Linked DNA regions of Mus musculus: region 1 is linked to region 2. The links are chromatin contacts, found by POLR2A ChIA-PET in ENCODE. All regions are on one chromosome and are shown on one strand. Each heading gives the region's core, a stretch centred on a gene start or an enhancer-like site at or near the end of the contact. The rest is flanking DNA. Distances are from core to core; before and after follow the strand shown.

Region 1 (4,291 bases), core at 1,092-3,591, 35 kb before region 2:
TAGGAATTGGGTTATGATAGTGTTTTACAAGATAGCATTACTAGAAAGAAAAGTACTGTGATATTTCTAGAGAAAAATTTGAAAACTTTCAATTAAATTTTTCATAGAATTGAAAAAAAAAGGTTTTATAAAACAAATTTCCTATATGAAAAGATAATTAAGATGCATGCTTACCGTATGTGTCTCCATTTGGAAATATAAATTTGATCTTATATACTTCTGACGAAGCTTTAAGAGATTGAGGGAAATAAAGGTAAGTTTAAATAGTTTAATATCATGAGACCCACAGCACATGTGCTTTCAGCAGGATTCCGGTAAATTCTCTTCACACAGACACACTGGCATTTCTACTGGCTGGTGCAGAGTCCTGAGGAAATAAATTATCTTCCCTAGATGGCCTATTTTAATTTATTTTGTATGATTTTATTAGTACAAAGTTAACTTTTTTTTTTCAGTCAGGCAGTAGTGGATGCTTTAACAATGCTTATCAGATTACGAAATCTGCTCACAGTGCCCACTGCAGCTATGCTGTGCTCTCCCGGAGGCACGAGCGTCTTCTTTGGGTAGAAACAGATTCTACCTCAATGTCTCATTCTTACTTTTGACTAAAAGGATGAACCTATGTAGGCCATGCAGGCTAGTGTCCAACTCTGTAGATGGCCCCTCTGCAAAGTCTGTCTGACTTCTTCTCATCCTTAAACTCCTCTGGTTCCAGGACTAGGGGTCTTAGTAAAGCAATGCTTATGTGTAGTTAGTCACCTACACTAAAATAGGGACCATAGATCGATGAAATGTCCTCCCACCACCTGACTCGGTATTGAGTACAAACAGAAAATGCTTATCTAGGGAATGAATGGCTCTTGAGACAGAATCATTAAACGCCTACTAAGCAGGACACTACTAAACACAACTGATCATACAGGAAATGAAGCAGTCCTCAACCGCTCTTCAGATTTCCACGTTTGATGAGCATAGTCTTGTACGGCTTTATCTCGGGGAAATGTTTCCCCTTTTTGGTTTTCAGGGTTTTTTTTTTTTTGGTTTTGTTTGTTTGTTTGTTGTTTCGTGAGAGTGTAATACTTTGAACACTACTGAAAGGAATTCCTATCTAAAAGAGTGCACTTCTTTTACAGAGCTATGTCACACCAGCATTTGGCCCTCTGCTGAAAAAAGTAAAAAGAAGTCTCAAATGCCTTTTTCGCCCTCTAGTGTTACAAATGTGGGGGCAGCACTGTATCATGTGAGTGTAAAATATCTCCTACCTGCTGCATGATATGAATTGGTAGCTTTATCAAAGATGGTTCCAATATTACTCAGGATGTCTTCTTTACAGATGATTTAAAAGCTAATTATATGTCTATAATATACATACATATATATAATATACATATAATTATATATGTACAATACACACACATGTATGTATATGTGTATACTTATATACATATATATATTGTGCTGGTACCCTAATGGTCACAGACCTGTGCTGTTTCTAGTTGTTTGGTGGTGTTTTTCTGTTTGTTTGTTTTTAAGGCGAGGCTAGACGTCTACAATTTTGTTCAGATGACTACAGGACCTGAAAAAGCTGTTGTTATTACTGATGCATAACATACTATTATTGCTCTTTATACATATACATAGATATATATACATATATAAAAATATATACACATATATAAATATATACACATATAAACATATACCTATATTTAAAATAATATTAATATATTATATGTTAATATATATTATATAATATATTAAATATGTATATATATTAAACACACGTTTAATTTTTGAAAACTGTACTTGTGTTTTCAACCATGTTGAGTTGTCATTGTACCAAAATCAGCAGCCATATTAGTCTAGAAACATCAAGCTAATTTCTTTTCCATTTGTACAGGCTTACTTCACTGTATTACATAGGTAAAACCTTATCTGTGTGAGTTCGATTACAGAAACTAATATTCTCTAAATAAGGGGGTGACGTTTCCACATTCAAATTTCTGGATTATGTGAGTTAGCAGGAACCTCTGCCATTGATCTGGCACCGTAAAGGAAACAAATCCGGAGTGATAGGCACAGCGAACCCACAGACTCGGGGGCCCACGCTGTATCTCCGGATCCCCCGACGCCGGGCTGTCGGTGCCCCTCCACCCCAGAGTGGATGCTGCGGCTGGCTCCGGGTCCATCAGCTCCCGAGAGGAAGCGCACTCACTTGATGGAGACGTGAAGGACAGGCTTTCGCGACTCTGCGATTCCCCTAGGCTCGCCAGCTCGGCAGGCTGGAGGGAGCTGGGCTCTAGGACAGAGCGGGCCTCGGTTGCTGGGGCGACCGGGCGACCTCTCACCCGGAAGCAAAAGTGCAAGAAGCCAATCAGAAGACACCTGGGCGGGGCGGCTGCTGCGGGTGAGGTCCAAGAGGGAAGCTGAACCCAGCCCGGACCCCGACCCTGGGTGCCGCCTCCTGAGCTCCGCAGCCAGCAACGCTACGAGCCAGGTACGGCCTGACGTGGCATGTGCGGGGCCGCGCGGGTTCGGGGTTGCCAGGCCCGCCTGCCGCCTCCCCTCTCTAGTGATCACATCCGAGGACCATGCAGCCCCTATGGTCCTGCCTGTCAGCCCAGGGGCAGTGAACCTGGACCTGCAGAATCCTGGGGAACCCCGGGATCTGCAGTCGAGGTCGTCCACACCCACGGCTCCGAGCAAGGTTGAAAAGGAGGGGCGCCAGCCCCATTTCCTGTCTGTGGCTCGGTGGCGACCCGAGGGGCTGTTTGGGGAAAGGGTTGGAGAAGATGGATGTTGAAGAAAGGAACCTTGCATGACTAGGTATCTGAATGGAGCTGGGGGAATGTATAGTGGTCAGAGGTTTGCCTGGGAGGCAAGCGGTGTGGGTTCAGTTTTCATCACCTCAGCTTGACGATGCTGTACGTGGGAGCCAAACTTGGGTGTGAAACAAAGGATCCTTTTAGAGCCAAACTTGGATCCAGTGTCTATGGTAAAGAAAGATGAAATCTTAGCAGGCTACATAGATAGTGGGATTCCTCCCTGCGGACTAGATAACCTAATTTGTATTCTACAGAAAACGTCTGGGGAATGTGATATCGGATGCCGCTATAATCGGTAAATCTTGGTTCAGATTTTTGCGTGAAAATTACAGCTCAAGTTGAAAATGTAACCTTTTCTGGGTTGGTGTGAGGCAACTTGTTTTAAGTCAGTACAGAATCTTCTTGCCTTTTTTTTTTCCTCAGCCATTTCTCAATGTATGAATTGACCCCAGCTGGGTGGTTTGGGTGGTAAGATGTTTGATGTTTTCCTTTCTTCCTACGTAAAAAAAACAAAAAGACAAAAACCCGATATGCAGCTGGGCGTGGTAGTGCACGCCTTTGGAAACAGAGGCAGATGGATCTCTGTAAGTTTGAAGCCAACCTGGTCTACAAAGCGAGTTCCAGGGCAGCCAGTGCTATTTACACAGAGAAACCCTGTCTGGAAAGACATAAAGGTGGGGGGAGGGGGGTGGGAGAATGCGATTATTGAAAATTCAGTTTGTGCCATTCCTTCAGTCACATGTTAATCATTTCATGTCATTATGGTTTTGTGAGTGTATGTATATACTGCTGTCCTTTGGAGAGCTCGTGGTTGGGGCTCAGGATGTCTTGCCTAGTGGGGATCTAGGGTTAGAGAGTAGTTAAAATAATTGAGGGGTGTTGTTTGTTAGTTTGTTTTTGTTTTCTAAGACAGTTTCTCTGTGTAGCCCTGGCTGGCTTGGAACTCACTCTGTGGACCAGGCTGGCTTCCAACTCACAGATCCACCTGCCTCTAAAGGTGTCTGCCACCACTGCTTGGCAAGTTTTACACTTTAAATTGAAAGAGGACATTATTTGTGTTTTTGTTTGGTTTCTCTATGGTGTTTGGCCACTTGTGGGGAGGGGGGGTCCCACTCACCTAGGAGAAACTGTCTTTCCTGATTCTAGCTAATGACCCACCCACCAGGGAATCTGCCATTCGTATAAAAACTAACCAGTCTTGGATTCAAATCTCAAACCACCACCTTTATCTACCACTCACAATGCAGCTAATACTGAAGTCAGGTACCACAGCAAAGAAGAATCAGTTACCAAAACATTTGTTGAAAGCTTTACTTAAACACACACACACACACACACACACACACACACACACACACGGCATTCCACCAAAGCCAGAGTAGCCTATTTAGTATAAATGTTCTGCTCTGTTTACACAAACCAACAGTAAAACTTCTGAGGAGCTAGCATTCTATCTCAAAGTCTCC
Region 2 (4,741 bases), core at 1,336-3,835:
CCTCATTACAGGCCATCCTATCTGTGATTTTCTCCTCACATTTACTCTGCATAGCATGACAAGTACTTGACACTGTCTGAAACTATTTTGCTTCCTGACCCATCTCCTCTCAGTAGTATATAAACTTAAGAGCAAGGATTTTGCTGGGTAGAAGCAGAAGCAGGGAGATCTCTGAGTTTGAGGCCAGGCTTTTCTACAGATCGAGTTCCAGGACAGCCAGAGCTATGCAGACAGACCCTGTCTTGACAAACCAAAACAAAAAGAGCAGGGCTTTCTTGTTCTCCTGTATCTCTTAGCTCCTAGGAAAAGGCATGGAACATCTAAGTATAGAACTTTTTTAATTAAGACAGGGTCTCACTTTGAGGTTCTAGGTAACCTAGAACTCATTATGTAGACCAGGCTGGCCTTGAATTCACAAAAAGCCACCTGCCTCTGCCTTTTAAATGCTGGGATTAAAGGTGCACACCACCATGCCTAACTAAAAAAATTTTTGTTGAAGGGTTGGGTGCTGATTGAGTGGAATAATAGATCGATAAAAGACTTTATATGCTCACTACATAGTACTTAGGAGCAATGGTAATGGCTGCTCTCTCAGTTTAGACTTTACCTTCATGATGTTTTCTAAGGAAACTTGAAAGCCATGCAAATTACTAAGTTCCTTATTAATTCTTCTCTTGGCAAGTGGCCAGGTGTTGCTAATGCATTATCAATAGACTGGTGGCTTGGTTTCATTCCAAAGAAAAATATATTTTTAAAACAAACATTCCAGCCAGAAAGAAATTTTAGAAAATTACCAAAACTCACGAGGCATGGTGGCACATGCTTTTAATCCCAGCCCTTGGGAGGAAGAGGCAGACAGGTCTCTGAGTTCAAGGCCACCCTGGTGGACATAGCAACAGGCAGTTCCAGGTTAGCCAGGAATACACAGTGAGACCCTGCCTCACAAACAACAACAAAACAAACAAACAACAACAAAAGAATCAGTGATATATTTGTGAATATGAGAACTATTCCTGACAGGTGGCCAAGCCATGAGGGAGGAATAGATAACAATAAAGTAGACAAAAATAGACAATTTCCTATCTATCTATCTATCTATCTATCCATTGTCTTACCACTCTTAAGTTGTGTGTCAATTTAGTGCAAAGGAGCGTGGAATGGATCTGAGGCCAGAAAATGAAAGTCTGTATCAAGGCAGGCAGCTTGCCAGTGAAGGCCTAGCCAAGGGCTGAGGAGTGTCTCCTACTGATGCCCTTCCTATGTAGGGTGCTTGTGAAGGCCAAGTGAGGTAATGTGTGTGGAAAAAATAAAATTCCTGTGCTGTTTGGCCCTCCTCTGTTTTTGTGATGGTTTCGACTCCTTTCCTTGTTTCCTGAGGAGAGTGAGACATGACGGTAGGTAATGAGTTCAGGAGATGTGTTTTACATCCATGCTGCACAGCTGGCTGGCACAGGCACTCTGCTTCATGTGTGAGCCTGAGGGGACCTTAGTGAAGAGGTTATGTGCCTTCATGAATGAAGCACAAGAGGAAGCTGGGGATGGAGGCTCATGCCTGTAACCCAGTACATGGGCCATTGAGGCAGGAGACGCTACATAGGCTAAAGGACAGCCTGAACTACCAAGTGAGATTTGGTCTCAGCAATCTACAGAAGCAACTATTGGGGAAAGACTGCGGTTAGGACAGAAACATGCTATAATCTCTTATTGTTGCTTATTTTCTTTAATGGACAATATTGAAGGTCCTCAGTGATTAATAAGGCATGGCTAGTTAGTATACTGTCTCTTTCAAATGTGTCTAAACCTTAGATAACCAGATAAGGCCACCGTTATAGTTTCTGTTTCGTTTTGTTTTGTTTTTATCATAGCCAGTAAAATGTCTGATCTCATTAACAGAACAATCTTCTGGTCTAAAAGGTTACTTTCCTACAGTAGAAACAGATAACGATGGCCCGGTCCTGAAGTATGCTTAAGAGCTTAACTGGGTCTGATGTGTGCAAGGCATTTGCTTTGGTTCTCAGATGTTTTGGAACACACATGCACACACACGCACATACACAGAGCTTGGCTTGTGCTTCTTGTATAACTTAAGCATGCTTTTCTATACCTCAGTTTTCTATTGGAAAGGGGTAAGACTATTTTGTCCTTATTAAATCAGAGTATATACAAAAAATGTGATTTCATATTCATTTAAATACTGACGTTTTCCAAAGAAAAGCTGATAGTGAAAAGTTACCAGATTGTAGGTTTAAAAACAATCTTGTGACCTCTGTTAGCTTTCCTTGATCGTTCGTTCATTTGTTTGTTTGTTTGTTTATTCGTTCTTTATTCCCAGGCGCTGTCCTTGTGTTCTTACCAGGGCTGGCAGAAATCAAGATGCTTTATGAGCAGCTACAGTCTAACTCTCTTTTCAACAACAGACGCAGTCACCGGTAAGCCACTTGCTTTTTATCTGCAGTCATACACTGCAGCCATCGCTGGAGATGAAGAGCTGGAGGTCCCTACGGGCGGCCGGCCTCACCCTCCTTAGACTGTGATGTCACCTCGCAAGCATGCGATTGTTTATGCCAGCTAGAAAGGGGAGACCTCTGTGCTCCAGGAACTGTTCCTGCACTCCGTCAAGGACAGACATTTGTCTTCACTTATCATAGTGACTCAGCAGAGCTGCGTGCAGTTTCAGTTGTCCGATTTCTGAGGAGGGAGAGCTGGAGCAAGCCAGCATTAATTCTAACAAAGAAAGGCTGCCGTTTTGAGAGATCACTGGATGTGCCGTCACATAGGAGGGCAAAGCTAGCTAACAACTTAGCAATGACTGCCCTAGCTTGCATCACACTTCGCCCCCCTTTCCCTGGACTTAAGGCAAAAGAATATTCTTGGCTGGTTAGTTTGTTTTAGTCTCGTTACTTATAAAATATCATTCATTTATTCCTCTTGGTGGTTTACTACTGAATAACCCCAGAACGCTTCCCAGGTCGGTACAAGGTTTTTGTTTCTGGAAGACTGTATTTTATGAGAACAGAAGGAGCCCGCATACCTTGAAGAGCTAAGCCTTGAAAGCTGTGCTCAAAGCTGACAGATGCTGTCTTGGGATTTCCATTGATGAGAAGAGACACCATGACCATGGCAGCTCTTATGAGGGACAAGAGTTGACTAGGGCTAGCTTACAGGTTTAGAGGTTCAGTCAATTATCGTCATGGTAGGAAGCATGGCAGCCCCAGGCAGACAGGGTGCTGAGAAAGAGTTGAGAGTTCTATATCTTCACCCAAAGACAGCAGGAGGAAATGTGTCTAGCTCTCACTGGCCTGACTTAAGTATACAAATGAGACCTCAAAGCCCCACCTCCACAGTGACAGACTTCCTCTAACAAAGCTACACCTCCAATAAGGCCACACCCCCTAATAGTGCCACTTCCCATGGGCCAAGCATATTCAAACCGCCACAACTCTTGAAGTCATTTAATTAATTTCAGTAGAACTGTACCCAGCAAGGTCGGTCAGTCTCAAAGGCTCATGCCCGAGTCCTTACTGTGCTGCACTTCCTTTTAGATGTGTAATTCACCCGCTGCACTCATCATTATCCAGCGAAGAGCAGCAGGCGGTGTTTGTGAAACCTCCAATGGGTGTAACTAAGATTATCATTTCCACCAACATTGCTGAGACGTCTATAACCATTGATGATGTTGTGTATGTCATCGATTCTGGGAAGATGAAAGAAAAGAGGTAGGTGAAGTAACAGAGGGACTAACCTCTTTTAGGATAACACGGCTCTTAATGGTTACTGCCACGGTGCTCTAAAGGAATATTGTATGTGGTTCCATGGCCAGCGTCATGAATGTGAAAGTCAAACACGGATGCACAATCACAAGCAATGGATTCATTTTCCCAGGTGACTTTTCCATGAGCTTGGATGAGAAGGAAATGGCTAAAGCAAGTGTGTGTGGTGTCTGACGGACCTAAGTCATCACAGCAGTAATTACACCATGGTCCCACAGTAGACCGGACCTAAGTCATCACAGCAGTAATTACACCACGGTCCCACAGTAGACCAGACTGTACAGCTCAGGAATAAGGTGGAAGATCACTTGTCTGTGCCCCGTCGTCTTGACAACATTCTTAAATGTAGCTCAGTAAAGCACTTGCAGGAACTATGCTCAATCCCCAGAACCACACTTAAGAAGGAAGGAAGAGCCGGGCAGTGGTGGCGCACGCCTTTGATCTCAGTGCTCAGGAGGCAGAGGCAGGTGGATCTCTGTGAGTTGGAGGACAGCCAAGGCTACACACAGAAACCATGTCTCAAAAGGAAGGCGGGGAGGGAGGGGGAAGCTGGGAAAGAGGGAGAGGGGAAGGGGAGAGAGAGGGAGAGAATGAAAGAAAGAGAAAGAAGAGAAAAGAAAGAAAGAGGGGAGAGAAGGAGGGATTGAAGGAAGAAAAGAGAAGAGAAAAAAGAAAAAGAAAAGAAAAGAAAAAAGCTAGAGGTGGCACCATGCACTTGTATCATCCGTTCTGGGGAAGGAGAGACAGGAGAATCACTGATGTTCACTGGTCAGCCAGCCTACCCCACTGGGCGAGTCCCAGGCCTGTAAGAGGGACCTTGTCTCAGAGAGAAAGACTAATGGAGGGGGTGGAGAGAGATAGTGTCTGAAGAATTACTCATGCACACAGAATCACTCAAGCTTGCATTTCCTTTTCCTTTCCAGATACGACGCAGGCAAAGGAATGGAAAGTCTAGAGGACACGTTCGTGTC

Evidence for each region. ChIA-PET counts read pairs that join two places held with the same protein, here RNA polymerase II (POLR2A).
Region 1: POLR2A ChIA-PET joins it to region 2 with 56 read pairs in embryonic stem cell. The contact joins the promoter of Morn2 here to the enhancer-like site in region 2. POLR2A ChIA-PET finds 5 or more read pairs at or near these places in 4 of 5 experiments (Patski and embryonic stem cell).

Annotation. Positions count from the first base shown.
Region 1 is chr17:80,288,262-80,292,552 of GRCm38, reverse strand. Morn2 (MORN repeat containing 2) reads right to left here and starts at 2,341. Exons shown (of 5, transcript NM_194269.2): 1 at 2,216-2,341; 2 at 175-228. Dhx57 (DEAH (Asp-Glu-Ala-Asp/His) box polypeptide 57) reads left to right here and starts at 2,077. Exons shown (of 24, transcript NM_001163759.1): 1 at 2,077-2,497.
Region 2 is chr17:80,253,240-80,257,980 of GRCm38, reverse strand. Dhx57 (DEAH (Asp-Glu-Ala-Asp/His) box polypeptide 57) reads left to right here. Exons shown (of 24, transcript NM_001163759.1): 14 at 2,333-2,429; 15 at 3,543-3,716; 16 at 4,694-4,741. Among named protein-coding and RNA genes, the nearest start is that of Gm52289, 23 kb to the right of the region's middle. Within about 2 kb of position 2,585, at least 1 of the 3 ENCODE cell types and tissues checked has a DNase peak (open chromatin) inside an H3K27ac peak, as active enhancers do.